Regions from separate parts of the Homo sapiens genome. Here region 2 is linked to region 1. A link is a loop called in an ENCODE intact Hi-C map of the cell type or tissue named here. Cell type or tissue: gastrocnemius medialis. All regions are shown on one strand. Each heading gives the region's core, and the rest is flanking DNA. Links, peaks and the distances in the headings are about the cores only. Region 1 holds the start of SLC38A4 (solute carrier family 38 member 4). Region 2 has its middle 68 kb from the start of SLC38A4.

The links. Hi-C counts contacts between places; a loop is a spot of excess contacts. Peaks named below come from ENCODE experiments on the same cell type or tissue, not always from the same donor. Only the 100,000 strongest peaks of a DNase experiment are listed, where the experiment ranks them.
Region 2: it touches region 1 in a loop (2.5-fold over the local background); 2 of 110 quality-filtered maps call a loop at or near these places.

The regions. Positions count from the first base shown.
Region 1 is chr12:46,822,249-46,838,814 of GRCh38, reverse strand. It overlaps SLC38A4 (solute carrier family 38 member 4), which reads left to right and starts at 12,818. Exons shown (of 17, transcript NM_018018.5): 1 at 12,818-12,912. RefSeq lists a silencer at 19-205 and enhancers at 6,475-7,283, 12,242-12,799, 12,800-13,358. In gastrocnemius medialis, for the core only: no CTCF peak of the experiment used is centred there; DNase peaks (open chromatin) are centred at 6,605, 7,044, 7,564 and 7,874; H3K4me3 peaks cover 2,186 bases; H3K27ac peaks cover 2,711 bases.
Region 2 is chr12:46,885,726-46,902,291 of GRCh38, reverse strand. No RefSeq gene overlaps it. Among named protein-coding and RNA genes, the nearest start is that of SLC38A4, 68 kb to the right of the region's middle. In gastrocnemius medialis, for the core only: no CTCF peak of the experiment used is centred there; a DNase peak (open chromatin) is centred at 9,849; H3K4me3 peaks cover 835 bases; H3K27ac peaks cover 5,199 bases.

The DNA of each region.
Region 1 (16,566 bases), core at 3,772-11,771:
AAGGGGCTGGAAGAGCACTGGTCCCCAAAGGGGAGTAGGAGGCAGAATGGCTCCTGGTCAGTGGCTGTTGCATGAAGAGGCACAGAAGATGACTCCAGTCAGATTCAAATCCTCCAATGTATCACATAGGTTAGGAAGGTTTCTCTCTTCCAGACCAAAGTAAGGTAAGGCCCCTCATCAAATTAGGTTGTAATTTTAGAACCCCTACATTGCAAAGTGTTTTTCATAGTAGTATTTCAATCAAAAATGTTTTGTTTGATACAATTATATTCTCACCTTTAATAAAATTATTTACTCAGCAAAACTTCTGAAAAGTAGAAAAGCTTGAATTGATTTATCCATCCATCCATTCACTGATTTATTCAGCAAAAATATTCTGACAAAGCATCTACAGGACTTGCAGGATCAAGAGGAACCATGCAAACAACTGATTACATGATGAGACATAATAGAAACAACACTGCAGCATTGAACAACCAAACACTGGAGGGGAATGAAAATGAGCACCTAATTCTGACCCCTTTCATGACACCTGCATTTGAAGATGAAAAGTTGAATGTTTCTGTACAACTTTGCAAGTTTTGTTTCATTTTAGATTTAGCCTTGTGAAAATTAGAAAATAGATTAATATTCTCTATCTCTTCAGAAGGCAAATAAGAGGAAGGTGGAGTTTAATTCTGGCAACCAAGGAATAAGGGAAGCAAATACCCAGAATTGGAGCAATTGTAGGATATAAAGACCACCCAAGTATAAGGATCAATTAGTCACCTCTCTTGAACTAAGGTTTCAACATAAATCAAATCCAAATTCATACAAAATAAAAACATTTTACTATCATTAGAAGACTTACAGAGGTTCCTGCAGTTATGACAAAGCAAAAGATTACTTTATAGAAATTTATTTTTAAAATCATAATTTTATGGCTAAACATGCCATTTGGGGTTGGCTCCACTGTAGACAGAAAAGCAATAATGAGTATTAGTAAAGAAAATGCTCAGAAGAAAAGGGAAGTGAGCTGTGGAAGGAGGGATGTTGAATTTAGAGCCAGAAAACCTAGTTCATACTTTAGTTTTGTCATTTATTGGCCCCATGTCTTTGGAAAAGTCACTTAACCTCTCTGAACCCAATTTCCTCTCCCATTGAAAGGGGAAAATAAAAATACCTACATGACAGGATTGTTTTGGTATAAAGTAGCATAACACATGTGAAGATACTTTGAAACCTAAAGCCACTTTACTAATTATGATAACTATTCATTGAAAAATAACTCATGTTAAAACTCTACTGTCAAATAAAACATTAATTATATAAAAGCCTACTAAAATCACTGCAATCAGACTTCACGATGATAATCCATAAACAAATGAACTTCGTAGCACTATTATATGGTGTTTAAATAATAATTATGTTCTATGTCCTTCCTAAGGCATATGTTTATATTAGTCTATTAATGGTTCTCTGGATCATTAAACCTGTGAGATATTCCTTCACAAATCATGATCATAGAGAAATACTGCATGCTCTATCCCAACTTAAGAGTGTCATCGAGTTTTTGACTAATTAAAAACCTCAAAGAACAAAACACCCCAAAAAGCCAAAGCAATCCTGATTGAAAAGTACAAAGCCAGAGGTATCACAATACCTGATTTCAAAATATACTACAAAGCTATAGTAACCAAATCTGCATAGTACTGGCATAAAAATAGACATATAGACCAATGGAACATAATAGAGAACCCAGAAATAAATCTACACATTTACAGCCAACATGTTCTCGACAAAGGCACCAAGAGCATACACTGGGGAAGGGACAGTCTTCAAGAAATGGTGCTGGGAAAACTGGACATATATATGCAGAAGAAGGAAACTAGACCCCAATCTCTCATCATACACAAAAATCAAATCAAAATGGATTAAAGACTTAAATCTAAGGCCTGAAACTATGAAACTACTAGAAGAAAACATTGGGGGAAATTCTCCAAGACATGGTTCTGGACAAAGAGTTTTTGTGCAAGACCTAAAAAGCACAGGCAACAAAAGCCAAAACAGACAAGTGGGATTATATCATGCTAAAAAGCTTCTGCATGGCAAACAACAACAACAAATCAACAAAGGGAAGATAAAACTCACAGAATGGGAGAATATTTGCAAACTATCCTTCTGACAAGGAATTAATAACCAGAATATACAAGAAGCTCAAATAACTCAATAGCAAAAAGAAAAAAAAACCTAAAATTAAAAAAATTAGCAAAGGGTGTGAATAGAAAATTTTCAAAAGAAGACATACAAATGGCCAACAGGCATATGAAAAAATGCTCAATATCACCAACCATCAGAGAAATACAAATCAAAATGACAATAAGCACCATGCAGCCATAAAAAAGAATGAGATCATGTCCTTTGCAGTGACATGGATGGAGCTGGCAGCCATTAGCCTTAGCAAACCAATGCAGGAACAGAAAACCAAATACTGCAAGTTCTAACTTATAAGTGGGAGCTAAATGGTGAAAACACATGGTCATATAGAGGAGAACAACACACAGGGGCCTATCAGAGGGTGAAGGGTGGAATGAGGGAGAGAATCAGGAAAAATAACTAATGGGTACTAGGCTTAATACCTGGGTGATGAAGTAATTTATACAAGAAACCCCCATGACACACGTTTACCAATGTAACAAACCTGCACATCCTGCACATGTACCCCTGAACTTAAAATATAAGTTAGAAAAACATACATAATTACATTTAATTTTTTTTTAAAAAAACTATGTCATCTCACCCTAGTTAAAATGGCTTTTATCAAAAAGATAGGAAGTAACAGATGCTGGCAAGGAAGTGGAGAAAGAGGAACCCTCATGCACTGTTGGTGGAAATATAAACTAGTATAGCCATTATGGATAACTGTATGGAGGTTCTCAAAAAACTAACAATAGAACTACTATATAATCCAACAGCTCCACTTCTGGGTATATATCCAAAAGGAAGGAAATCAATATATTGAAGGTATATCTAAACTTCCATGTTTTTTGTGGTAATACTCAAAATTGCCAAAATATGGAATCAATCTAGGTGTCCATCAATGGAAGAATGGATAAAGAAAATGTGATATATATATACAAGGGAATATTATTCAGCTGAAAAAAGAATGAAATCCTGTCATTTGCAGTAACGTGGATAAAACTGGAGGTCATTACACTAACTAAAATAAGCCATACACAGAGAGACAAATATTGCATTTTCTCAGTGACATATGGGAGCTAAAAAAGTGGATCTCATAAAAATAAAGAGAAGATTGGTGGGTACAAAAGTGCAGTTAGATAGAAAGAATAAGCCCTAGCATGTAATAGATTAGTAGGATGACTATAGTTAACAATAATAATTGATTGTATATTTCAAAATAGCTAGAAGAGAATAATTTTAATGTTTCTAGTATAAAGAAAAGATAAATATTTAAGGTAATAGCCCAATTACACTGATTTGATCTTTACAAATTATATGAATGTATTAAATTATCACATGTGCTTCAGATAATATGTACATCTATTTAAAAAATAAAACCTTTGAGGAATCACGATAATTGTAACAGTGTTATTTTAAACTTGTTGCAGCATAGAACTCTGTCTACAAGCATTAGCTTCAGTTCTGAAAAATATATTTCATAAATTTTTAAATATAGATTTTTCTTAAAACAAAAGCAACCACAACAAAACCAATGACCACTCCTAAAACCAGAGTGTTAAAATAATTTTAGAGTGTTCCAATCAATTCAGCTTTATCAAAATGATGAGTAAATTCTAACTGTTCTGTAAACTTCTGTTTTTCTCCATCACTAAGTGTGTTTGTAGTACTGTCTGAACTTGACTTAAGCCAGGAAAGCAATGTATCAGGAAACATTCTGTATTTTTCAGATGACAAACTGAGCCACTAAGAGCTAAAGAGACTTGTCCAAGTTTCCATAGCTAGTAGGTGGTGACTCTGGGATTCTAAATCAAGCTATGTACTCTACAGCCAGTGAATGATCTGAGGAGAAACCAAAATGTGTTTCACAATGTGGCCTTCAGGAATACTCATGTCATTAGTTAGAATTGCTTCCCATCCTTTCAAACACTAGTTTAAAAGAAACCCTTGAGGATTGGTGAGCAGATTCAATGTGGCCATTAATGGTTCAAACTTTTTATTGTAACACAGAAAATAAAGAGTTGTCAGTTGTCTTATCCTACCTAGGCATTGCGTTAGATCTTCTCAGACTCTACTGATGTATAATAGCCATAATTTTATTGTTTTATAGATGAATACAAGACTCATTTAACCTCAACCCACAACCTGATTAATATTACTAGCACATATAAATGCATAACTCATAGTTCTCTATTACATTAGACCATGAACCACTGCTTTTGATCTCTTCTGTACTAGCTAAGATATGATGTCAAGAACTGATTAAATAAGCAGTCCCTTTAAAAGTTGAGCAGTTGCGGTCAGGCGTGGTGGCTCACGCCTGTAATCCCAGCGCTTTGGGAGGCCAAGGCAGGCGGATCACGAGACCATCCTGGCTAACACGGTGAAACCCCGTCTCTACTAAAAATACAAAAAATTAGCCGGGCGTGGCGGCGGGCGCCTGTAGTCCCAGCTACTCGGGAGGCTGAGGCAGGAGAATGACGTGAACCCAGGAGGCGGAGCTTGCAGTGAGCCGAGATTGGGCTACTGCACTCCAGCCTGGGCGACGAGTGAGACTCCGTCTCAAAAAAAAAAAAACAAAAAAACAAAAAAACAAAAAACGTTGAGCAGTTGCACAGTAAACCAGTTTGTGTCGTGGAATTACTTATCTTGAGAAGACTCAAATGATCTTACCTTCATTTGAGTCTTCCTTCTCTGGAATGGCTTTTTGTTTTATAAACCTGAGTTTTGCTTTTACTAAATCGCAGGTTAGGAAAAGAGAAATGTGTATCTACCTTGATCTCACTAATTCTCTCCAAATCCTACCAATTTTGACATTTTAGTAGCTTTATAAAAGATGTTTATATTTATAAAGTAAGAATCAATGGAGAAGTGTGATAATGTGTAGAGAATCTAGTTTCAACAAGCTTATAGGGAATTCAAAACTATTCTGATACAGTCTAATTCCACAAAATGTAAACTTCTTGCTATGATAGAGAGGTTTACCGTATTTGCTTGGGGGCTCAGAAGAAAATCAGTTTTTACAAAACAAACATTTTTATATAATTTTTTTTAGTTTCTAAAATTGTAGCTCCAGTGAAAGTGTGTTACATCATCCTTCTATTGAATCTGTATTGTCAGATTGTCCTAGTACAGTTTGATGTGTATGTGTGTGTGCATTAATCCTGTGTTCTTAGTGTTTCTGATTATTATGCATTATCCAGGTGAGTTTCTGCTGTTATCTTATTTTTTTAAAGCACTAAGCTGTTGCTGGTTTTAGTTATTGGGAGCTATAAAACGAGAAGGTTCTAGGTGGACAGTATGGACAGGCAGTGAAACTTGCCATTCTGAATAAAGTTAAACTGGATGTGTGAGAATACAAAAGGTAAATTGTGTTGCCTGGAGAGTTAGTTACACTGTGGGTTCAACGTCTCCATAGGATAGTTTTCTTTCCCTAAAGAATGACAACTCACTACTAAATAAATGGGGGATTGTGAACATATTTGTTACACAGGCCTTCTTCGAAACAAGAATTTTGTTTAATACTAGAGAATAGTTTCAACGTAAATAATTTTCCTTACAATGGTAGGTTGTAACTTTAACAAATAGAATTAACGTTCGAATGCTATTTATTATTATAGCCTAATTCCTTCTTCATATGTACTGAGGATTGTGCTTAAACTGGAATTCTAGAAAAAAAAATTATCACCAAAGACCCACTCTTAAGTACTAGCAAGTTATCCCATTTCTTTCATGCATAAAGTGACGTTTACTGTGAATGACAGGTTTTTCATTTGTACTCCTTCCTCAAATGTTTCTTTTTCTTTATGTAAAGTTCACGTTTGTCACCTCCATACCAGGAGGAAATTTAGTGAGTCATCTACCCTGAACACTCTTTTACAGACTTTAAAATAAAGATCCACATGTACTTCAGCTTATAGGACAGATCCAATAAATGCAACCTTGACTCATGGAAGAAATCTAACCGTCGAAAAATAAACCCACACCAGGATCTTCTCGGTTATCCCGGACCCAGGAAAGAGGGAGCAGGGACCGGGCTTCCAGGCTTCACTCCTGAAGGACAGCTGGACATCTCAGCCCCACCTGGGAGGATGCTTTGGTCTACTTCTCAGGTTGCCGCCTGACGATTGGTGGCTGGCCTGGAAGGGAGGGTCCGCAGGAAACGCGACACTGGGGATGTTGCCCCTATCACATGATGGAAATTTCCACTCTTTAGAAAGGCGAAAAGAAAAGAAAGAAGGGTCTCTCCATCCATCCCTTTCTGATACTTTCCCTGAATCCCAGTCTGGAAAGGGTAGTAAAAGAGGCGGGTGAGTGAATTTTTTTTTGTATTTCCTGTTAGACTTGAGACTTGTCAGTGTCCAAACTTGCAGCTGGATCCCAGCCTATCGGATGGGTGCTTGTGTGTATGCACGGGGGACATCCACACGTGTGTAGCCCGGTCTCTCAATCATCTGGGGCTTATGTCTGGGGCTCTTCATGACATGCTCATAGTTCCTAATTCTTATTATTTTCCAAACATTCACGCTTTGGGTGGGTTATTGCAGGCTAATGATTCGGTTGACTAGAAATAACGTAAACTAGGGCACATGGAGGGAAGAGACTGATTGGGCGGGCTCATGTGTGACTTCTTTTCAAGGAGAAGCGGTTGTGCCAAGGTAGCCTATTCCAGGAGGGCTGGGGTATGGGGCACCTCCGCCTCCCGCACTGGGATTCCCTGGGCTGTTGGATTTCGAGTTGGTTGTATTGGGACTGCGTTCCGTGGCCGCGCCGCCTGCCTGGCTGAGAGGCCCGACTTCCCCCGCGGGAGCTGGCTCCGCGACCGCCCGGGATCCTGCTGGCAAGGTGTTACCCGAGTCCCTGGACCCGCGCCCGCGTCCTCAGGTCGGGGACACTGGGTGGAAGGCTTAAAATAGAACTGTCGTCTCTGATAGCTGGGTCGCCCCAGAGACCAGCATGATTCCCCGGGCGGGGTACTCTGACCTGGGGAGCCCCCAAGGAGTCTCTTTCAAGGGAGAAGGCGAGAGCAGAGCTGGATGTGGGCCCCTGGTCTCTGGGCGGTGGGCGAGTCTGAAAACTGCGCCAGCGGTTCCGAGGGCGGCTTACCGCGCGGTCGGATTGCCCGGCCTGCTGCGCGCTGGAGTGAAGGGCAGGGCGGTGCAGAAATGCGAACGGGGACGGATAGTGGGGTCGCGGCAACCGAGCTAAGAGAAGCCTAGGGAGGAGGGGCAGAAGGCGGGAATTGATTACAGGTTAGAGCTGATGGAGGAAAAATTGAGAGAAGAGCGAATGAAGGAAGAAAGTGAGACGGGGGAGAGGGAACCCGGACCCGGGAAGCCCCGAGAAGCGTAAGCCGGGAGCACCCTTGAGTCCAGGAGAGGTGGCGAGCGCGGCACACCAGCTGTGCGCCCAGGCAGCGCGCGGTGAGGTACTCTTCATCTAGCGGTGGTACAGGTGGACGCTGCGCTCTGGGCCAGGGCAGGTGCCGGTTGTGGGGGAAAACGGCGAATCTCCCAGCTCCTCTTTGTGATCCAGCAGGCAGAGATGGAAGATTGCCCTTACTTTGAGCACCAGGACTGACCCTGGAATGCTCACCGGGCTGCTGACTTGGAGGAAAAGGGGTGAACTAAGTTAGGAAACTCAGGGATACGTGGTCGCGGGTGTGCCAGGGCATTTGCAGAGGAGTGCAGGAGGCAGTGATGCGGGCACTTGTGAAACTTGTGAACTTGAGCACTTGTGAATCTCCCGGCTAGGGCCGGGACAGGTTGGCGCTTGTCTATTTCTCAGAGTAAAAGCTGCATCTCTACCTGTCTCAGGGAGATATTAAATGCCGAGGTCTTAAATGCACAGTGTGAAGGTAGTAGGAGTGGCTCTAGAGCAATAAGCCCATCCTGGCAGGCACTTCCCGCAGACTCTCCCTAGCCCAGAGCCCCATCCTCCAAGGCTAAAGGACCCACTGCTTGGTTATCCACTTAGTTGTGCGGACGGGGGCGGGTGGGCAGGCAGTTTCTCACCTTAAAGGAAGCGGAAAGAGGCCAGAGCTTCAACAGTGGATGGCCTGTTCCCGATTTCTAGCTATCCTACAGCCATCCTTTTTTGCTTCTGGGTAGCTGTGACATAATCATTAGGGCTAAAATGTGTTATGTTGTAAAGAGAGCATCCTACACATAGATCTCAATTTCCAGGGCCTAGCAGGGGGTGGGAGAAATCAGCCTATGTTGTATTTTGTTGTTGTTCCCACTACAAGCAAGTCTCCTAAAAAGTCGCTGAAATTGGTGAACTCTTTCCTGTGCAACACAAGAAGAGTGTGTGTGTGTGTGTGTGTGTGTGTGTGTGTGAGAGAGAGAGAGAGAATTTCTTAAATTCTAACAAATAAATCTATAGAAAATCTAAGTTTTGGGTAGAAGTCTGTAAAAATAGAGACATTGAAAAGAATATCTGATCTTTCCATATTTCTGAATACCAGTGTCCAGAGAAAGGAAACTTTTTATCAGGCTGATTTTATCACAAAGCAACAAAAGGCTGGAAGATTGGTGGTGTAAAGAGATAAATAACTTTTTTTGGAGGCTGCTGGGACAGGAGGCAAGCTGGAGGCTGGTCTGAACTAGATTAATGGTAATTCCGGCTCACACATATGTAGGAACTTTTACATTATATGTTTCTAAGTACTTCCTTTATGTTAACATTTGACCTTCATAACAAACTTATGAGATAGATTCTATTATTATACCCATTTTATAGATCAGAAAATGGAGATACACAGTGTGAAGAACACAAAATATTTTGGAAGTTCTACTTGGGCATTAATTGTTCATAAACGTAAATGAACAATTCTTTGTTCTTTATCAAGGGCAGAGCTGGACAGGTGACTTCTAAGGACCTGGGGCTGACTTCTTATTCTATTACAGACTAATCCTATTCCAAGCAAGCTAAAGACATGATCACGCAGCTGGACTCTCTGAATCTTTGCAGTCTTAGGACTGGACTTTTTTCTATATAAGTGACATTTGAGAAAGGAATAGTGTACCTGTGTTCCATGTCAGTTTATCAGCACAAACGTGGTGAGGACAATCACAGTACACTTAACAGCTTGTGGACTTCGTGATGTACACATAACAGCTTGTGGACGTTGTTTTTTTCTTTTTGCCTTATCCTATTTTTAGAACCTTAACCCTCCTTTTTTTTTTTTTTACTTTTTACATATCCAAAGCAAATATTTCTATAAAAATCAAAGGCTGTTATATATTTTATATACATCAAAACAATAATATATCAAAATGATTACACAGTTTTAAAAAATGTGCTTCCACCTATCAATTGAAATCATCTTGCAAGCCACTACTGCCCTGATGATGTTCTGCAGGAAGGATAAGAGGTAGAAGTAGGGGAGGGACAAGTGAAAGGAAAGGTGCTTTAAGAGCCAGTCTTTATACTAAGCCCTTTAATGTGAATCTCATTTAATCTTCACATGATACTCTATTCTATAGGTATTTGTTATCTCTGTTTTACAGACAGGAAATTGAAGAGGTTAAGGAAAGAGCCAAGAGTCACAAAGCTAGTAAGTAACAATGCTGATATTAGAATAAAATTCATCCTATGCAAAAGCTCCTGCTTGTTGCAATAAAGACAGCAGTAAAATAAAGACAACCAGAGGGAGGAGAACAAAAACTTAAGGAAACAAGGGTGTTAGAAATGTGTTACATAACACAGTATGGTGTGAGAGATAGGAGAAATGGAAAAACAGAATCACTTTCATGTCTCTTAGTTCTTTCTTCCACTGTGTATATAATGACCTAATTTCACTCATTCATTCCATAAATAATTATCAAGTGTTACTATCTTCAAAGAACTATATTAGGGAGTTTCTTTTATTCCTATCTTCCTAGCACCTAGCACAGTGCTGGGCAAATACCAGGTGCTCAAGAAATATTTGTGGAACAATGAATGAGTCTACTGGAGGAAAGAATAGATAAGGAAACATTTGCAATACAGCATGATTAAAAACCAGGGAAAAGGCTGGGCACCGTGGCTCATGCCTGTAATCCCAGCTCTTTGGGAGGCTGAGGAGAGTGGATCACCTGAGGTCAGGAGTTCCAGACCAGCCTGACCAATATGGTGAAACACCATCTCTACTAAAAATTACAAAAATTAGCTGGATGTGGTGACGTGCGCCTGTAGTCCCAGATACTCGAGAGGCTAAGGCAGGAGAATTGCTTGAACCCAGGAGGCAGAGGTTGCAGTGAGCCAAGATCATGCCACTGCACTCCAGCCTGGGCGACGGAGCGAGACTCCATCTCAAACAAACAACCAACCAACAAAACAAACAAAAATAAAAATAAAAAAAAGGAAAAATCAGATTTGAATACTCTACCAGAGAACCTGGCTTAGGAAAGGGGTCAGAGAACATTTCAAGACCAGGTGGTACCTGAGCAAGGTTTTGAAGTAGAAATAAAAGTTAGCCAGGCAAAGAATTGGAGGATGTGAGGAAAGGACTCTCAGTGGAGAGACCAGACTGAGAAAGGATAAGGAGGGAGTCAGTTCAGGAATTTAAGAGTTCAGTACTCTTAGTCAGTAGAGAATGCTTGGGAGGAGGCTGGGGAGGGAGGTGTGGTCAGGGAGATCCTTGCACATTCTCTCTGCAAGTGTCCCTTAGCTCTGCCCCTCCCCTGAATTTTGAAAGTTACCTGTGCTAACAGAACAAAGTAACTGAACATAGGAATTAGCAATACATTTTATTATTTTATTATGGCCCCATAATAGAAAGCATACAGCTTTTTTGATTGCTTTTAATGTTAGGATTTAAAACCAGTGCTCAAATGGAAAGATAAGACAACAAAGTCTTATCTTTCCATTTGAGGGAAAACCAAATTATTTTTCTGGTTCTCAAGGGCATATTCTATTTTAGCATAGATAAAATTTACACAAACATACAACAAAATCCAAACAAATGTTCTTCTATGCTTTTATGAGGGGAGAGGTGGAGGGGATTTCTCTTCTGATTTTAGTTTTTAATGGCTATATTTTTCATTTTAGTATATTATAGCAGAGTCAGGAAGTACAAATGTATTTTTAAAAGGTGATGTAGGGAATTGAATGACAGTAACAAATGCTATCCTTTTATCTTTTTAGTAGATGTTTATGCCAGTCAAGATCCTGGGTTTTCATAACAGACTTTGACAACTTTTGTTTTGTAAGGATCTATTATTCCAGGTTTTTATTCCAAGCTCAGAGGTCTGCATACCTCTTTACCATATCCATGCTTGTAAAATACTCTTGGTCATAATGTTATTAGGAAGGGAATTCAATTACTTCTACCACCCAAAGCATTATTTGAAATGTTAGCAAATGTCCATACGAAATGTTTTTCGATAGCGTGATTTCCTCTATCATAACTAAAACAAAGGAAAAAGGAGAGGAGATGGAAAAAAGAACTAAATAATACTCATGCCAGACAGTCCAGCCCAGAGAATGTCATTCCCTGTATATGATTATTTCTTGTTGGCTATTTCTGCCTATTGTTCCCAATAAATCTAATGTGTATTCATGATTAAAATGACTATTATCTCAGTTCCCTTGTTTCCCCTCAATTTTGTCTCTTTTGTTCACTACTGTCACCCTGATGCCTAACACAGTGCCTGGTATAAACAGACACTGGTACATGTTTGTTGAATGAATGAAGGAAGAAAGAAAACATGTTTCTTTCTGTTTTTTGACAGAAAATATTCTTCAAATAAACATTTTTTTCATGGACCTACTAAAGGCCTTTGCAAAATGATTTTGTGCATTGTTTATAGTCAATACAAATACTTTTAAATTGTTTACTTAATTTGCATGATTGCACATGATTAAGAGTATAAGCTTGGTAGGCAAGGTAATGTGGATATGAATCCTAATGCCATCATAAAGTTGGGCTTCCTGGGCTCAGATCTTGACTCTACCATCCAACTTCCTGGGTTCCAATTTTGGCTCTCCCACTTTTTGCCTGAGTTACCTTGAGCAAGTCAGTCCACTTTATTGCTTCACTCATCTCTGAAATGGGGAAAATAATAGTTCCAACCTCACAGGGATTTTAGGAGGATCAAATTAGTGAATATTTGTAAAACATTTAGAATCATATCTGGCACTTTTTAAAACAACAGCTATGGTATAGAATTATTGTGATGATGATACTGCATGGCACGTAAACACTCAATAAAATAGGATTGCTACTATAGATATTATCGCAATTCTTCATTTCTATAATCTGCTATGAAGATTTGGGGCCCTAACAGCCTTTCCATGTTTTGGTCCAGTGAAAGTCTTATTGTTTCTACCTTCCCTTTCACTCGTAACTCTTTCTACCCACCCTGTGTTTGTCCTGTCATTTTGCCTTGCGTCATTTATTCATTTTACACTGCATACTCCTAAGGGCAGGGACTTTGCTCTTTGTTTTGGCATAATTTAATAACACTGGGTACACTCGCGGTACTATAAAGATGTTGAAGAAAAAGAAAAAAGACGCAATTTACCAACAGGCAACTTTGGCTTACGGCGGGATAGGTCGCTGTTCTGTCTGCAATGTTGGTACTCCTGCAGGCCGCCCAGCAGCATCTAGGGGCGTGGCTGGGGGCTCTCCAGTGACCGCACGTCCTGGGCGGCCACTGGGGTGTGCGCAGCGCCTGGAGCATGAGCCGGGTGGTGGCGTGCACGGAGGATCGCGGGAGGCTGCCGCCTCGGGACACCCCACTCACACAGGTTTGCTTGCTGCTTTTGCGTGGCAACTTGGTTAGAGGGTCCAGGAGAGTGGGTGAGACGAACGTGGAAGGGGAAAGAGAAAAAGACATACTGCAAAGCACTGAAAAACGAGGTGGGTGGGAGGGATTCATTAAGAAGAGAGGCTGTGGCAGTCCTTGCTTTTAAGAAGCGTTTCGTGCATGCTAGATAGTGCTATTCAGGCTATAGTCTTGTTTCTGGAATTTTTCCAAATGGGAGGAATGTGTTTCAAGGATGCAGAGTATTCTTTAAAACCGTATGACCAAACTGACCTCTATTGTTAAAGGGATCTAACTAAAAGGGTTCGTGTTTCCCACTTTGCTTTGTGAATGCCTGAAAAGCAATCCAAAGGTTGAGAACACTGGAAAACAGAGCTATTTTATTGCAGTCCTGAGAATGCAGTCATTACTGTTTTATTCCTTCTTATCTTTTGAAGCAATACTTTAGTAATTCTTTAGTAACAGTATGCTTTAAAGAAGGTATCTGACACATTTTTGGCATGTGCCACTATGCTATATTTCATTATTCTTTCTGTACAGAGGCATCTGTAAGGAATATATATATATATATAAACTTTGTATATTAAAGTAATTATAAATTTGCATCCAGTTGCACAGAGAGGCCACCTAAACCTTTCACCTGGTTTCCTCCAGGGGTTACATCTGACACACTTTAGTACAATATTAAACCCAGGAAGCTGACATTTAAACTTCGTATATTAAAGTAATTATAGGTTCGCATCCAGTTGCACAGAGAGGCCACCTAAACCTTTCACCTGGTTTCCTCCAGTGGTTACACCTGACACACTTTAGTACAATATTAAACCCAGGAAGCTGACATTTAAACTTTGTATATTAAAGTAATTATATATTTGCATCCAGTTGCACAGAGAGGCCACCTAAACCTTTCACCTGGTTTCCTCCAGTGGTTACATCTGACACACTTTAGTATAATATTAAACCCAGGAAGCTGACATTGGAATAATGTGTGTATAGTTTCTATGCCATTTTGCCACATGTGTAGATTTGTGCAATCTGACCCACTATAGGCCTGTCAAGATGCAGAACTTCCACCTGTATCTTGCATAAGATCTCCCTTGTTCCACCTCTTTATCATTATCTCCACCTGCTCCTCGCTACCCCGGCAACCACTTGTTTTCCATCTCTATATTTTCATCGTTCTGAAACTATTATATAAATGGAATCATACTGCATGTGATCTTTTTGAGACTGAGTTTTTTTCTTTTTACACTCAACTTGATGCTCTTGAGATCCATGCAAGTTATTGAGTAGATGGATAGTTTGGTCGTTTTTCATGCTAAGTAGCATTCCAGTTGTTTGACTCTATCTAGTGCTGCACATTTTCCTTTGCTTTTTAAATCAGTGAAACTTGGAACTTCAGTGGGATTAAGGAGGTACTTGAGGGCACTTGAAGAGGTGAAAAGTGTGAGGACGAAATGTGAATATTTTTATTTTCAAAATGACATTTGTTTGTGTTAGGGCAAAAGGATGTATACACTCCATCTTCATTTAAAACACTGGAGGATTGGAAAGGAGAAAAGGAACAGGACAGAAAAAAAGTATGTACTTAGACAATAAGGTATAAAATCTAGTACCTTTTAAAATTTTTACATTGGTACAGTAATCTGTTACTTTACCTTAGTTAAGACATTTCAGAGTTCTTGAAATGAATCAAAACAATGCCTCTGCAATCGGAAGTTCCCTGCCTATCTATGCTCAGACACATACTGCCAACTGAGGGACAGTGGCATGGCTGGAAATGACAGTGAGTAGCTATTGGGTTTGACAGGGGTCACCCAGAGCCCAAAACAGCATCTTTAGCCCAAGGGCAACTATCAAGGGCAGATGTTCAGGTTCAGAGACTGTCAGTGTTACACTACTTTCACCTCCACCTCATCTGCTGCTGGGAGGAGGTCTCCCAGAGGTCCCTTCAAATCAGGTTTTAAAATGAAATGTTATTCTTTATCTGCATGCTCACAAGCATGAGAAACCTTGAAACTGGAGGCTGTAACTAGCCAAGGGAAATGCATCACTTCTGAATAGTACCTGGAAGGCTTAGGCTAAATCCCTCCCTTCAGCCCGTACCCATTGAAGAATTCCTCCCACCTCCAAAGAGAGAAGAGAACAAAATATCCACTACTATCTGAAAGCATTTGTAAATATCCCGTTGAGGTTTCGGAATTTCACATTCTGGAATTTCAGAGACATATTGTCAATTCACAGAACGAAACAGTCAGTCTGGAGCCCTGACTAGACTTGAGTTTAACTGAATGCATTGCCCTGAGTCTCTGTTTTAATGATTTCTGTTACCAGAAAAATATTCCTTGTCCTAAATCTTGGGAAAGGATGGAGTGTAGCTGGCAATGGTGGTTCCAAAGTCTCAACATGAAGAAACATCACAGCTAAAATAATTTATAACTCTTTTTATAGGTAGATCTGCTTTTCTGAGTCTTTTGAAATGGAATAGAATCATTTGTGCTGTCTTTATAATGTATTTTATTTTAAGTAAACATTAGATATCTCACATTGCTTTGCAGGCTGTTCTTCTGGGTCATATCTCCTGTGTGTGTGGGCAGGGCAGATAATTTAATCCTATAAACTTGAGGGAATGAACACTTCTCTGTAAGTCACGAGACCAAACAAAAGACCCACTGAATTTTGCATACCGCTCTTATACTGTTTACTTATTTGACTAATGATGACAGTCATTAGGAAGGTGTGATAAGAAATGTAAATATATTGACTATGATGCTCAACATTGCAGGCATTGTTTTTTACAGGGTGATGGGAGGGTTGTTTTCTGATTTTTTAAAGCTTTTTCTTTGAAGGGAAGTAATGCAGTTTTTGAAAGAAAAGTAAAATAGAAATGCCTTATGTGCATTGTATAATTACTTTTAAACTATATGTTAAACTGTGTATGTTGCATAATTACTTTAAAACTATTTCATAATATTATCATGGTACCCACATTGAAGAATTAAACCAAATATAATGCTTTCCATTATTCTTTATACCAAAATTCCTTAAAGTTTAAACTTCTTAATCTGGTAGTCAAGATCAACCTCAGCCAAACTCTATACAAACATTCTATTTTAGCTGAAGTAGACTCTTGTTTGTTGTTTCCAAGGTCAAACTTCTGATCCCATGTCCCCTGCCTGGAATCCACTCTTCTGTCTCTGAAGTCACACCATTCTTCCTATACAAAACCTACTCTATTTGCCTCAGCTCTCCAGTTCATTTCCACGTGTCTTGGAGACAGGGATCCTATCTTTTGAATCATGTTCAACATAAAGTAGGTGCCCAGTGGTGATGGACTGTCTTAGGAGCTGGGCTCAGAAGTTAGACAGTGGGTTGTGAGTTTTGGCTCAGCTATCATGCCAGGACCTTATTAGCTTTGGTCTTTGAGTAAGTTGTCTCTCAACCCTAATTGCTGTCATAAGAAGGGGTAGGGTCCCTTTATGCCTATCAACTAGGAAGACAGAATCTCCAGTTACCCACCCACTGAGACAGAAACAAATAGAAGGAGTCTTCCCATCTTAGGTCTCATAAAAATATGTATGTTTGGCACAGATTTTATTTTTGGTAAGAGATTCTAGCTTTATTCTATTCCTGTGAC
Region 2 (16,566 bases), core at 5,842-13,841, 61 kb before region 1:
CCATACTACAAGGTTGTATGGATATAAGAGTTTTGACATGTATTAGTAAGGCAGTAAACAGAGGGCTTCTGATGGGAGAACCCAGGAGACACAGAAAGTAGGAAGTTTATTCTTCTGACAAAAAGAAGTTAATAAGTGAATGAGACTAAGAACACGGGGAACCCTGAGAATGATGAGATATGACCCTGACTAGGGTAGGAGATAGGTGTCTTCAAAGAGTGGCATCCAGGAGACAGGGCGGGAGGAACAAGAACAGCTCCTCTCCTAGTCTAGGAGCAGCTCCTTGGCTAAAGTGGAATGGATGTGGCATCTTCAAGTTCTAGAGCTCCTAGAGCTGGCCTACATACAGCTTGTGGCAGAACCAGATGGAAGTATTAGATCACCTGAAAGACAGGTTACTGGCTACCCTATGCTCTGCTTAGCTGCATGGGGTTTGTACTACAGAATTCCTCATTTTGTAGAAGAGTTGATTGTTTATATGCTGAGATTTATGATGAAGGCATGGAAAGAAAATATGGAATATGATTGTTGTTGTAGGTGGTCCCACACATTTGATTAGAAGAGGAAATTCTATTGATCTTCAGATAGTGGCCATGCAAGATTCAGAGGAGATGAGGCCAGTCTCTGTATTGATGGCTTGCTATCTTTACTACATGGCCCAAGGCAACACTCTCGGTTGATTGTCCAGAAGGAACTGGCTCAGACTACTCTGCACTCTCTCTTGCTCACCTTTCTACCTGGCAGCTCTAGGGTTTGAGATTAGCACATAAACATTTGCCTTCCTCTCTTTTTTTCCTGGGCTTCTCTACAACATACATTGGTTATTTATGGGAAGCCTTTTCTTAGTTATAAAACATAGAGAGTCAGTATTAAGAGAATTCTTATTTCTCATGGAATGTCTTTCTTGCAAAGATAGAACTACTGTCCTCAGATGGCAGTCTATGAAAGGTCTGTAAATTATAGATCCTGTGGTTAATGATTTTTTCCAAGATGGCTCACAGTTAAAACTTACACTATTTCAGTTTCATTTTCAGTTCAGTGGTGGTCTTCATAAAAAAAGAAATATATCTTTTCTATACTCTGTACAAACTTTCTGACAGCCTATGTCTGTATCACACAGTGTTTTTTCTTTTCTTTCTTTCTTTTTTTTTTTTGATGGGACAGCTTTCTTTTTCTTTAGTTTGTTTTTTCTAAATTATGCAGAAACACAGCAGAAAAATAAAGACACTCATACACCTTCTCCAGTCTCTCCTGGGTCGGTTCATAGCCTGGTTACTTCCTTGAAGGGAGAGAATTTTGGTTCCCATCCAGCCAGCCCCTGAGTATCATTTAATTATGCACCTCACCAGGCTGTCCCCCTTCCCCCAGCTTAGCCCTTCCTGATGTCCTCTTAATCCAATTCCCATCTATTAAAAATGTTCCTGTCCTGGGCTGCACTTGTGTGCCGGGTTTCAAAGATGAGGGTGGACATGTGCGATCACACAGTGTTTTTTCAGTGCTATGATCCCTTAATGGATTAAAAAAACAGTTTATCCAAATTATTGCATGCCATGATTTTAAAAAAAATCCAGGTAGTATTGAAACACTTGTATTAAAAAACAGCAGTTGGTTAATCCACATCTCCCCATTTCAGTTTCTTTGTTTCTTCTGGGTTTTATCATCATCATGCTTTAAAAATATAATTCCTCTATCTTGATTTTTTTTCAACTTTAGCCAATGTTTATTATTGAAATTATTTAACTGTCTTACAAATCTTACATTTCTTAACCACTTCCCCTTGCCCCATTCTCCCAATTCAGCTATATCATAATTTCTAAAATTAAATTATTGGTCCATGTGCATATTGCTATAGGCATGCAACATGGACTACTGTCGAGTCAAGCATTGAAGTTTGAAATGTTTTCTTTCTAGTATACCTCTTCAGTTTCCTTCAATTTTTTGGTAGTTTCTCATGTGTCTATCCAACTGCCTCCTGAGATTTGTCAAATACCTATTAAATTATCACATTAGATATGTATTGATTTCATTCCCTCACATCCCCAATGAATCTCTAGCCTTGAGTTTTCTTTTCTTCTGCTCCAAATGACATGAGTTAATTTCTAGTTGTGAGTAGAGCTACCATCATGATCCTTCCATTTGCTGTTTTCCTGTGTTGTGCCTCCAGTGTCCTGGATCACAAAACTTCTTTCTTGATTTATTTCCTCATTTTTTTAAAGCATATTCTCCAGTAGTTTCCTAAGAAAGGGTGCATGGGTGGTTATTATTCTGAGTTTTAGTATGTCTGAAAATTTCTACACTCAGCCAACCTATCAATCAAATATGAATTTTTCACTCTCATATTTGATTGATACTTGGGCTGAGTATAGAAATTTTATCCTAACTTTTTTTTCTTCTCAGAATTATGTAAACATTAATTTATTGTCTTATATCTTACGGTGCTACATTGGAAAGTCTGATGTCATGCTGATTATGTATACTTAGGGTTTAAAAAATCTCTAAGAATTTTATTTTGGGTATTCTTAAATTTCAAGATGTCTTAAAATAAATCTTTAAAAGTTTGTTATTCAGTGTTTCATGAAGATTTTCAATCTAGAAGGTCATGTCCTCTTGTCATAGGAGTTTTTCTGGCTATTTCTGTTTTATCTTTCTTCAATTCACTTTCTCTACTTTTTCTTTCTAGAAATCTTACTGCTGAAATTCCTGAGTTGATCCAGTAATTTTGTTATCTTATCTCCGTTGGTTTATAGCTCTTTGTCTTTTTGGCCTCTTTCTTGTTCTTTTATTTCCTGATAACATCATGGTTTTGTTTTACAGATTCTTATCTCTCTAAGAATACTAACACAATGTTTTAGGTGACCTTTTCTTCTATTTCCTGCAGTGCGCCTTTTTCCCCCAAATTCACTTTTATTATTTGTGTTTATTTCAGTTTTTCATGTTGGAGGCTTTCTAAGATGTTTTGTGATCTGTGGCTGTCCATTTACATTTTTCTGTGATCAGTGGCTGTCCATTTACATTTTTCTAACAGCTTGATTGAGATACACTTCGCATACCATAAAATCCACCAATTTAAAGAGTACACTTAAATGATTTGTAGCATATTCAAAGAGTTGTGCAACCAACACAATAAACCTTAGAATATTTTTCAAGGTTTATCCATGCAGCTGCATGTATGAATACTTCATTTCCTTTTATTACTAAATAATGCTCCATTTTATGGACATATCACATTTTGTTTATTCATTTATTAGTTTATGAACATTTGGGTTGTTTCTACTTTTTGACTATTATAAATAAGGCTGCTATGAATATTCATGTATAAATTTTTATGTGGACATGCTTTTATTTCTCGTGGGTGTATGTTAGGAGTAGAATTGTTGAATCACATAATAGTTCTGTATGGAACTTTTTAAAGAATTGCCAAAAAGTTTTTCAAACTGTTGCACTATTTTACATTCCAACCAGCAATATCTGAATGTTTCGTTTTGTCCACATCTTTGCCAATAGTTGTTATTATCCACCCTTTTTAAAAAAATTATAGCCATTCTAGTGGGTATGAAGTGGTATCCCATTGTAGTTCTGACTGCACTTTTCTAATGGCTAATGATGTTAAGCATCTTTTCATGTGCTTATTGGCCTTATATCTATCTTCTTTTGAGAGATGTCTTTTCATACAGGTCTTTCATCCATTTTTAATTGGGTTACTTGTCATTTTATTATTGTGTCATAAAAGTTTTTAAAATATATTCCAGATGCAAGTCCCTTATCAGGTCTATGACTTGCAAGTATTTTCTCTCATTCCGTGAGTTGTCTTTTTCAATTTATTGACATTATCCTTTGAAGTATAAAAGGTTGTAATTTTGATGAAGTCCAATTTATCTTTTTTCTTGTTTTGTGGCTTGTGGTTTAGGTGTCATACCTAAGAAGTCTTTTCCTAACCCACAGTCACAAAGATTTACTCCTATGCTTTTTTCAGTGAGTTTTATAGTTCTACATTTAGGTCTATGATCTATGTTGAGTTATTTTTGTGTCTGGTTTTAAGAACAGGATATAACTTAATTCTTAATTCTTTTGCATGTGGATATCCAATTGTCCCAGCACCATTTGGAATGAAATACTGAAAGACCAATTAGAAGTGTTGTGTTCATGAGAGGGCTAATCAATGAAGAGGCTTTAGTTTAGAGTTATAGGCAGCAAGCTGGCCTTTTCCTTGAGTCCCCTGAAAAACTGTACTAGTCTGTTCTCACACTACCATAAAGATACCTAAAACTGGGTAATTTATGAAGAAAAGAGGTTTAATTGACTCACAGTTCCAAAGGCTTAACAGGAAACATGACTGGGAGGCCTCAGGAAACTAACAATCATGGTGGAAGGCAAAGGGGAAGCAAGCATCTTCTTCACAAGATGGCAGGAGAGGGAGAGAGAGAAAGGGGAAAGTGCTATACACTTTCAAACAATGAGATCTTGTGAGGACTCACTTACTATCATGAGAAAAGCAAGAGGGAAGTCTGCCTTCATGATTCAATCACCTCCTAGAAGGTCCCTCCCCTGACATGTGGGGATTACAATTTGAGATGATATTTGGGTGGGGACGTAGAGCCAAATCATATCAAAAGGTAATATTCAAAGACACATCACTCTGTCTTCAACCCTGTACCTTACTTACCCCATTGCTCCTATTGCTTCCAGGTCTGGGACATCTCTAGCTCAATTTCTTCAAAAAGTTAATCTGTGATCATTTAGGGAGAAATGATTGGTAGGTGTGTAGAAGAAGGTTGTTACCTGTCCATGTGGGTTGGGGAAAAAGATCTGGGAGTGCTCAGCCACTTTAGATGCAGCCATTTTACATGCAGACTTTCAACTTATTTCCCAGATTTCAACCTTTTGCTGTATCCACACTTTGCTGCCTCCACTTCCTGTGAAACTCAGTTCTTGTGAGTGTCAGTGGAGCAAACTGGCTCATTCCTTATCAGTGAACTATCTACTTTCAGCGGGTACTTCAGTTTTAGCTTCCTCCACTCTGCCAAGTCAATTACTGTACCTCTTTTTCATTTTATCAATTGAAAATTTACTGAAAGCTCTTGTCTGCTGATTACTCATATCTATTTCCCTCATTTTGGTTATTTATTTTAATTGTATTCAGGAGCAAGAGAAGATACCCATGTGATAAGTATGCCGCGTTTAACAGGAAGTTTCTCTTCAGTTCCGACTGCACAACTTTCAACAGAACATTATTTCAAACCAGATTTAGCTTATTTCAGTAGGAGATTAAGTCACAAATATAAATTTACAGTTAAAGAGAGAAAGCAGAAGAGGATAATTTTTCTAAATTAAAGTCTACATTCCATGTGAAATGCCATCCTGTTGGATCTTATTGGCAAGTTTAACCTCCCTGAGGGCAGGCACCAAGTTTCTGTTTCACCACCGATTTCTCAGAGCTTAGCACAGTTGTGAAATACACAGGAAGCTCTCAATAGATGTTTTGGAAATGAATAGAAGGATTAATGAGCATTCATTACTGATTAGTTTGAAAATTTATCTTTTTAGACTTATTAACATATATGTAATGAAATCAGTATTTTCTTTTGAGTGTGCTTTGGTTTCATGTTATTGTAAAAATTCTAAAAAGATATTTAAATTTATGTCATATAGAGACATTTGCTTTGAGTTTAATATTTTTCTTGTTGGGCTGCATTCAAAGCCATCCTGGGCCACATGCAGCCTGTGGGCCGCGGGTTGGACAAGCTTGGCTCAGAGAGTTTATGTGACTTGCCTAACAAACTCAGATCAGTTCAAAGCCTATGCCCTCCTTACTTTCTTTGCTGTGGCAAAGGACTTAATGATGAGTCTTCTAGTATATATTTGATAATATGGGATAGTTGCATAATAGGAGTGACTCTTCCTCTACTTGTAAGTAACTGAATCTCTGTTAAAAGGTACGTTTCATTTTTACTCTCCCCTGTCAGTAGTCTGTAATAAAAATTATACCTAAAAAAACCTTTTTTCTTGTATGGAAAATACATGTCACCAAGACACCATGATAACTGTAAATAAAACAAATTACTTAAAGTTGAGGAATGAGGAGAAAAATAGGCAAACAGAGAACATTATAATATTATATGGTTACAATTTTATATGGCTTTACTATCCATATTTACTAGACCTTGATTTAATCTATGAGTAAATTCCATAATTGGAAAATGTAAAATAGGAGGTGTAGGTTATTTAACTTCTCAAAATGCTTGCTTTGCTGGGAAAGTTTCAGATAACTTTTAGATTCAGCATACCTAAGTCGTTAAGTTGGCTCCAATTCATTGCCTATGTCTTGAATTGCTGCCGAGTAATCTCTTCAGGATTGCTGGAAGGTGTTGCTGCTTGCCTTTTCAAGAATAGTTGAGACAGGATCAAGAAAAGAACATCTTCCCATTATTATGAAAAAATGTAGAAGCAAAACAGTCGTCCCCCCAAAGGGTGGAAAAATTGTTTGATCAAGCAGAGCTTGATAATTACAATCTGTTTTGTTTGGTTTTGTTTTGGCTTTAATCTCTTTATAACTAGTGGCACTCATTAATTTTCTTTGTTATCATCCATTAGGTATTTTCTAAATTATATGAACATGATTTTTTGAAATCTCAAATAATAATAATTTAAAAAGTCATTTACAGTACATTTCTTACAATACTATGATTATGTAAATATTTCACCAGTAGAAACAAATATTAAGCTTGCAGCTACAGAGAAATATATTATTGTCATTTATATTTTTCTAAAGAGAACCTTTTATAAGCCCAAACCCAATAAATTCACTATTTAATTTTGTCTTTCACATCTGAGTCACACTCAACTGCTGATGTTTATTATGTCTTAAATCTTCCTGTTTCTTGGAATCATCCTACATTTTGTTACTTTATCTATTCAAATAGCAATGAATGCTAGACTTCCTAAATTCTTGCATGTCCAAATGTCTTTATTTTGCCTGCCCATTTGATTAACACTTGTTTGGGTAGAGAATTCTAAATCCAAAACTTCAGAATTGACAAATCATTATTCTGTTGCAAATGAAGCATCTGATGTCCACCTGATTTACAATACTCTGTATATTATTGTTTTTCTCTCTGGAGGTTGAAGGTTTTCTTTGTTTTGGAGTTCCAAAATTTCACAGTTATGTGTCTAGATAGGTTATTTTGAAAAAAAGTTATTTTTTGGCACTTAGTGGTGTCTGTCAAGTCTTTTTTCAGCTCAATGCATTTTCTATTCTTGTTTCTTGAATATTTTCTTTCTTCTGTTCATCCCGTTTGCTTTTTTTTTTTTTTTTTTTACAACTCCAGTTAGGTGGCTATTGAACTTCCTGAATATATCCTCCATGTCTCTTAACTTATCTCCTACTTTTAAAATAGGCAATGTAGAATACTAATTAAGAGCATGGTCTCTGGGGGGTCACATTCTGTGGATTTGAATTTCAGCTTTGTTACCTGTTAGCTGTGTGACTTTGAGCATGTTACTTAACCCCTCTATGTATATAATAATTATCCTTAGCTCAAAAAAGTTGTTGTCAGAATTAAATTAGTTACTATAACTAAAGCCATTAGAATAGCCTGACACAAATTAAACTACTCTTATTTCCTTATTGACTCTTTGCTCTACATATTCTAAAGAGTTCATTGGATTTACTTTTATACCATGGTTTTGTCTATTTGTCCAAGTCATTATTCAGTCCATTTATTAATTTTTTAAAAATTTGGGCAATTGTATTTTTAATTGCAACAAACTCTTTTCCATTTTTTGATTGTTTTATTTTCATAGTAGCTTATATTTTCAATTGCAAAATCTTCTTTATTCTGATATTAAGTTTTTAAGTGTAAATTCTTGTTTGCTCACTAAGGTGTTACCTTTTCTGCATGGTTTTTCCTTTACATCTTGGTCTTTCTCCTTCGTGGTGTTGGTTTTTCTCAAATGACTGGTAACCCTTGATTTCCTTTTTCTGTTTATGAATATTGGTAAGTATACATACCGAGCTTAAGGCAAGCTCAGTATGTATACTTCATGAAGTCAGAAGTTGGTGAATTTCAGAAAACATTAGGAGAGTTTTCTTTTCTTTTTCTATTTTTTTTTTTTTTTTTCTGGAGACGGAGTCTCGCTCTGCTGCCCAGGCTGGTGTGCAGTGGTGCGATCTCGGCTCACTGCAGCCTCCACTTCCCAAGTTCAAGCAATTCTCCTGCCTCAGCCTCCCGAGTAGCTGGCCCTACAAGTGTGCACCACCACGCCCAGCTAATTTTTTCCTTTGCAGTTGTGTTCAACTATACTCCCACCCCTTCAGTCTGGCTCTGTTATCAGTCAGGGTCCAAGCAGGAAAACATAAACCACTCTTCGTATTCCAAACATTGATACAGATCAAATTTAAAGCAGAGATTCTTTAAAAGATTGTTGGACATTCTGGAGGAGCAACAGCGATAAGATTAAGTTACTCAAAGATTAATAACTACAGGAAACTGCCACTATCTTTGTGCCAAACAGGTAAAACTCTGCCCAAAGATTAGGTAGGATATGCAGCTCAGGTTCCTGCTGTTGGAACCCAGCTGCCTGAATAGGAGCCCAGTAATTTGATCTAAATGCTTGGAACTGGGATCTACAAAACTTAAATGTCTCTAGAAGCTTGGCATGTCCTGTGATGTGTGAAGCAGGTGGGCCAGTGGGCATAAAAGAAGGGAGGTAGAAATGGTGACTAGCTGGAGAATGCATGCTCTGCCCAAGGCATTTGCATTTAATTTTTCCAAATTATTATGCTGTCGAACAAAACTGATTTTCACCTAAAACCTATGCCTGCTCATTTTTATCTCTGAAAAATATATACATATTTATTTTAAAGAAAAACTCATTTTCATATTTACCAAAGGGCTAATGCACTTCACAGAGAATTAGTTTACTATTATTCGTAGAGTTGAACTTTAGCAACTTGTATCCTATTTCATCTTTTTATTATAATCATATATCGTAATATGGTTTTGGTCATACAAGTCTAAGAATTCCGTTGGTTTTTGTTAAGTTCTTTTGAGGGTATAGAAAAATAATTCTGTTACTTTTAATATTTTATAGTCTGTTTTTGTAGCTATGTCTGACAAACATGAGCTAGAGTATCATTATGATCTGGATGCTTTCCAGATATGAATATCGCTTTTCAGACCATAAAAGGAGCCTCGGGATCATTGGCAAATGGACTAGAACTGACTGAACCTCAGAACGACTAACTTTATGCTGACTGAAGCAGTGGAGAAAAGAAAACAAGAGAAAGCAAACTGGACCTGTCATATAATCACTTAATTTTTGTCATACACTATTAAATTTATGGGGGATAAAAAACCTATACCAAAACCAAGCCATTATCTTCAATCTGAGGAGAAGGGAACTGAGTTTTTGTGTGCCAAACACATGCTAGAAACTGTATATGTACACTTTATTTCTCAAATCAACCACATAGGGCAAGCATTTTAGTCCATGTTACAGATGGAAAAACGGAGGCTTACAGAATTTTAAGCACTTTACCAAACAGCTATTATATGGCAGCTCTGATATTCAAACCTAAATGTCACATCCTGGGGTCCAGGTCCAGCCCATGCTGAAGTCTGAGGGGAGTGGGCGGATGGACAGAAAGAACACTCGGGGGGCCGTAGGCAGGTGAAAGATGATTTTATTTAGCAACAGCTCTCATTAACAGCTTACTTACACTAGCTGCTTACACTGTCCTCCCTGTCTTGGCTGCCTGAGCCGGTGGCTCCCACACACCACTGTGTGGCCGGCTCTCTCTTGCCTTCAGGGTCAGCAGCTCTCTCTTGCCTTCAGAGTCAGCAGCTTAACTCTTTCTCTGGGCGTGAGCAAGCTGAACTGTGTCCTTGCTCTCTCTTGCAGACGGACAGCTTTGGCTCTCTCTTTCTCTGGGTGCCAGTGCGCCTGCAATTCCAAGCCATGTTGAGCTGAGCTGAGCCCCAAGCGCCCCTGTACAGCATTAGCAGGGCAATTATACCTTTTGCAGACAATAGTGGCTCAGAGTCAAGTATGAAACTGTGCACCAAACTCACTTAGTCATGCACGCCTGGATATCTGCTTCAGCATATTCCTTGACCAAAGCACATCCATATACCTTACACTAAATCTGTTTGAGTTCAACAACCAGATTGTTTCCTCTATACCACACTATCTCTTCATGAAGTCAGAAGTTGGTGAGAATTTCAGAAAACCGTAGGAGACTTTTCTTTTTCTTTTCTTTTTTTTTTATTTTCTGGAGACAGAGTCTCACTCTGTTGCCCAGGCTGGTGTGCAGTGGTGCGATCTCAGCTCATTGCAACCTCCACTTCCCAAGTTCAAGCAATTCTCCTGCCTCAGCCTCCCGAGTAGCTGGGATTACATGGTGCGCACCACCACACCCAGCTAATTTTTGTATTTTAGTAGAGATGGGGTTTCACCATGTTGGTCAGGCTGGTCTTGAACTGTTGACCTCAAGTGATCTGCCCGCCTCGGCCTCCCAAAGTGCTGGGATTACAGGTGTGAGCCACCGTGCACTGTCAGGAGAGTTTTCAAGAGGTGCCAATGTTCCCCTAACACTGTTTTTTTTAAAAAAAAATATAATTTTTGACATTTTCCTGGTTAATTTGCAAGCAGAGCAATAAATGAGTAGAATTATTCCAATTTAACATCCTCTTAGATAACTATGGAGCCAAGGCAAGTGCTGAAGATCATCTGGCAATCTTCTGCCCCTTTCCACAAATAGAGCTGGGATGACTCATGTGCGTGGAACTGGTATTAAACACACACACTCAGCACCCTGAGCTGTGGTCCTCAGTGACTTACTTCTTCTCTGAATGTTGACAGCAGGGCCTAAAATCATAGCTAGGAATAAAAGGGGGCCAAGAAATTAGATACTGCTCTCAACTTCCAGAAACCTCACAGTGACATGATGAAAAAACCAGAGTAGGGCTTCAATAGGCAGCTGAAAGATTAAATTCTAGGATGGTAGAATTAACCAATGTGAAGTATAATTGTTCAAGGGTCAATTGATTCTGTGACTCGTATAAATAAGATGCCCCTGAAAGCCTGGCAGTTCACAAACACTGTCTGGTTTTATTTCCTTCTAAGATCAATGTGTTGATATGTTTATGAGCAGATAATAGGCATTGCCTAATACCACTAATTGCCACTTAGTGTTAATCTTGGGCTTTCTTCTTCCTATGTGCTTTAAAATATCTTTATTGGTTAATTAGAATAGCACCTGCTGTGAAGGAGGTAAGTTAGTGTTGCCATCTGCATCTGCAGGTTAGAGACTAGAAGTCAATAACCACTACCCTGTGGAGACCTCACCTCAGTTTTTCCTTTGCTACATCCTGTTTCAAAATTAGGTGTCTCTTGGTGGACCCACCTACTTGTTAATACTGTAAATAAAATAAAATTCCTAACTGGCTTCCTAATGTCTTCCTGTCTTCCTCTAATATAATGGTCCTTAAACTTTAGCATACATCAGAATCATCTGGTGTGCTTCTTAAAACACAGTTTGCTGGGGCCTCACCCTGACAGCTCCTTATTCACCAAGTCTAAGGTGGACCCCCAAAATGTATATTTCTAGCAAGTTCTCTAGTGTTGCTGATGCCACCTGCCTGAGGGCCACACTTTGAGAACTACTGCTCTAACCAGATACTTCAAGGCTGTCCTAAAAGACAAAGGCCTAACACATAAGTCTTTAATCCATCTTGAATTAATTTTTGTGTAAAGTGTAAGGAAGGGATCCAGTTTCAGCTTTCTACATATGGCTAGCCAGTTTTCCCAGCACCATGTATTAAATAGGGAATCCTTTCCCCATTGCTTGTTTTTGTCAGGTTTGTCAAAGATCAGATAGTTGTAGATATGTGGCATTATTTCTGAGGGCTCTGTTCTGTTCCATTGTTCTATATCTCTGTTTTGGTACCAGTACCATGCTGTTTTGGTTACTGTAGCCTTGTAGTATAGTTTGAAGTCAGGTAGCGTGATGCCTCCAGCTTTGTTCTTTTGGCTTAGGATTGACTTGGCAATGCAGGCTCTTTTTTGGTTCCATATGAACTTTAAAGTAGTTTTTTCCAATTCTGTAAAGAAAGTCCTTGGTAGCTTGATGGGGATGGCATTGAATCTATAAATTACCTAAAACCATAGAAACCCTAGAAGAAAACCTAGGCAATACCATTCAGGACATAGGCATGGGCAAGCACTTCACGTCTAAAATACCAAAAGCAATGGCAACAAAAGGCAAAATTGACAAATGGGATCGAATTAAACTAAAGAGCTTCTGCACAGCAAAAGAAACCACCATCAGAATGCACAGGCAACCTACAGAATGGGAGAAAATTTTTGCAACCTACTCATCTGACAAAGGGCTAATATCCAGAATCTACAATGAACTCAAACAAATTTACAAGAAAAAAACAAACAACCCCGTCAAAAATTGGGCAAAGGACATGAACAGACACTTCTCAAAAGAAGACATTTATGCAGCCAAAAAACACATGAAAAAATGCTCATCATCACTGGCCATCAGAGAAATGCAAATCAAAACCACAATGAGATATCATCTCACACCAGTTAGAATGGCGATCATTAAAAAGTCAGGAAACAACAGGTGCTGGAGAGGATGTGGAGAAATAGGAACACTTTTACACTGTTGGTGGGACGTAAACTAGTTCAACCATTGTGGAAGTCAGTGTGGCGATTCCTCAGGGATCTAGAACTAGAAATACCATTTGACCCAGCCATCCTATTACTGGGCATATACCCAAAGGATTATAAATCATGCTGCTATAAAGACATATGCACACATATGTTTATGGTGGCACTATTCACAATAGCAAAGACTTGGAACCAACCCAAATGTCCAACAATGATAGACTGGATTAAGAAAATGTGGCATATATACACCATGGAATACTATGCAGCCATAAAAAATGATGAGTTCATGTCCTTTGTAGAGACATGGATGAAGCTGGAAACCATCATTCTCAGCAAACTATTGCAAGGACAAAAAACCAAACACTGCATGTTCTCACTCATAGGTCGGAATTGAACAATGAGAACACATGGACACAGGAAGGGGAACATCACACACCGGGGCCTGTTGTGGGGTAGGGGGAGGCGGGAGGGTTAGCATTAGGAGATATACCTAATGTAAATGACGAGTTAATGGGTGCAGCACACCAACATGGCACATGCATACATATGTAACAAACCTGCACATTGTGCACATGTACCCTAAAACTTAAAGTATAATAATAATAAAAAAAAGACAAAGGCATGGGCAGTCTTTAAAGACTTTGTGAAAGAAACACCAAGGAACAAGTAGATGCTCTGTTTTCCCCTTTGAAATAAATGGAGGTCAAGGGAAAGCTACAATGACTCTAATTTAGTGGATATCAAAGAATGGTTCCCCAGCCAGAAGTATCTGCATCACCTGGTAACTTGCAAGAAAGGCAAATTCTCAGGTCCTACCCAGACCAGCTGAATAAGCAATTCTGGAGGTAAAGCCCAGCGATCTGTGGTTAACAAGCCCTCCAAGCACTAACATGTGAAAACCACTGACTTCGATCTCGTCTCTACATGACAGTCAGAGTGACCTTTTTTTATTGAAATTTTTAGTGTGATAATTGTAGATTCACATGCAGTATAAAAAGTAACACAAGAAGATTGCCTGTACACTTTCCCCAGTTCCCCCAATGGGAAGATTTTGCAAAGCTATAGTCTAATAATGTTATTAACATTGACATGGCACATCTATTTTCATCAGATTTTTCCAGCTCTACTTATAGTCATTTGCATGTGTGTATGTGTGAGTGTGTATACTTGTGAATATATGTGTGAGTGTATTAAGTGCTATACAGGCTTATCACCTGTGGTTTCACATACCCACCACCAGTCAACTTTCAATACTGCAAGAATCCTTCGGTTTGTCCACTTACAAGTATACCTACCTCCCTCCTGCACAGCCCCCACCTTCTTCATCCCTAACTCCTGGCAACAACTAATCTGTTTTTCATTTCAAGAACTTTGTCATTTCAAAAATGTCACATAAATGGAATCATACAGTATGCAACCTTTTGGGACTGGCTTTTTCAGTCAGCATTATTCCCTAGAGATGGATCCAAGCTGTGTACATCAATAGTTTGCTCCTTTTTATTGTGGAGAAGTATTCTGTGGTATGTACCACAGTTTGTTCAACCATTCCTGTTGAAGGGCATCTAGATTTATTTTGATTTTTGGCTTATAAATAATGTTGCTGTGAACATTCCTGTACAGTTTTTTTTTTTTTTGGTGTGTGAATGTATGTTTTCATTTCTCTGGGGGTAAATATCCAAGAATGCAATTACTAAGTGTTATGTAGTTGCATATTTAGCTTTATAAGAAACTACCAAGCTGTTTTTCAGAGTAGCTCTACCATTTACATTCCACAGTAAAGTATGGATGATCCAGTTTCTCCATGTCCTTACCAGCATTTGGTGTTGTTACTCTTTTAGCCATTCTGATAGGTATGTAGTGATATCTCCTTGTGGGCTTAATTTATGTTTCCTTGACGGATAAAGATATTGAACATCTTTTCATGTGCATATTTGCCATCTATAATCCTCCTCTGTGAAATAGCTGTTCACATCTTTTGTCCATTTTCTAATTGAATTTTTTTTGTTGTTTTTACTGTTAAGTTTTGAGAGTTTATTATATATTCCACATACTGATCCTTTGTTGGGTATGAGGTTTGCAAATATTTTCTCACACTCCATAGCTTGTCTTTTCATCCCCTGCACATGAACTTTCACAGAGCAAAATCCTATTTGTCAAGTTTTTTCTTTTATTAACAAAATTATTCATAGTGACTTTTCAGTGTAAATATAATGTAAATAACACCATGAGCTTTTAGAACACCTTTATAGAGTGGTCTTTTAAAACACAAATCTAATTATGTTGCTTTCCTATCTCAAACTTTTCAATGGTTTCCCCCTGCCCTTAGGAAAAGCTTAGGTAGAAATCCATAACATGGATGAGCCTTCCACTACAGCTGCTGCTCCTCCTTGTGCCCTCTGCACTTCAGCCAGATGGGAACATCTCTCTTCAATCCTGGGACCATTTTCTTCTATCCATTTCTCCCTGTACAGATTCTTTCAGATTTAGCTGCTTTGCTATGGTTCTCCTGTGTATTCCATAGCACTGACATCTACACTCTGGAAGCATTTGCTGCAGGCAATTGCAAGTGCCCATTTTTCTGCCTCCCCCATTCTCTAAGCTCCTTGAAGTCAATAACTATTCATTTCCATCATTCCATTGCTGTCAAAATGCCCAACACACAGGAAGCCCAGACCTAAGTGACTAACTCTGGAGATGTGCAGCCCTCCTCACAGCACCACAAGAAAAGAAAACAAAATCTAAAGAAAATATTAGCTCCCAAACTGACATCATCCACACCCTCTCTGATCAACCTTCAAAACATTCTGTAACTATAAAGTGGCCTTTATTATTGAGCCCTTGTGTGGCATCGTATTTTAGCAAAGTTTTGTACAATTAGCTCATCAATTGTTTCTCAAAACCCTTGGTGAGAAATGTTTACCCTCTCTTAGAGATGAGGGAATCGAGCCCAGATAGACCAGAAAACCACATCTAAAGTCCTATGGCAAATCATTAGCCCTCACCACACAGTGGTTTTGTCTCCTTGGCTTTGACTGGGATGTGCAATTGCTCACAGCATTGTAGAAATCCACAAAGCCTGGGGAACACACAGAAGGGGTTATTCAATTCAACATTCTCTTTTGGACCATTCAGAAAAGTCAAATGTTGATCATTTTAAATGTCTGTTGAATGTATGAATTGAACAAATACATTTTTATTTTTCTTTCTGTGAAACTAATCATTCCTGTTTAAAAAGGTACGCTCTTTATGAGTCCTGCTTATCTCTAGCTTACTGGATAGTTTCTGGTTTATGGAATAGACTCTAAAAAATTAGTAGAATCATTTATACAGCTTCTATAATATTGTAAGCAGAAAAATATCTTCACAAATGTCACTAGTTATTTCCTTTAATTTTTGCACAAGTTGATCTGTATATCTTCTTCATTAGCTGAGAGGTATTAAACATGACCATTGCAATCCACTCACACTGTCAGATCAACTTGAGCTCTCTGTACCAGGCCCTTACAAAAGGAAGAAGGGCCTACTGAAAGGGAACAGTGAACAATAAAGAAAACTTAGAAAGAAGACCAAGCAGCTACCATCTCCCCTACCTAACCTCCTTTTTAACTCTAAGGTAGTATATTCTCAGAATCCACAGTCTCCCTTGACATGGCTGTGGCTGGGACAACTGTAGGATTAGAGCATCTTCTTGCAACAAGGCTTGACTGATGCTAAATCTTCACTCCTGCCCTTTTGTCCAGAGAGAGGTGAACAGGGAATAAGGCAGCCTCAAAGCATCATCTGAAGCAGCAAGCTAGATCCAACGGCAACCCCAACCTGTCCAGGGCTCAGGTCTCACCGCATATGCATTCATCAGAGTAGGACCTCCTCATTAGTGGTGTATCTGCC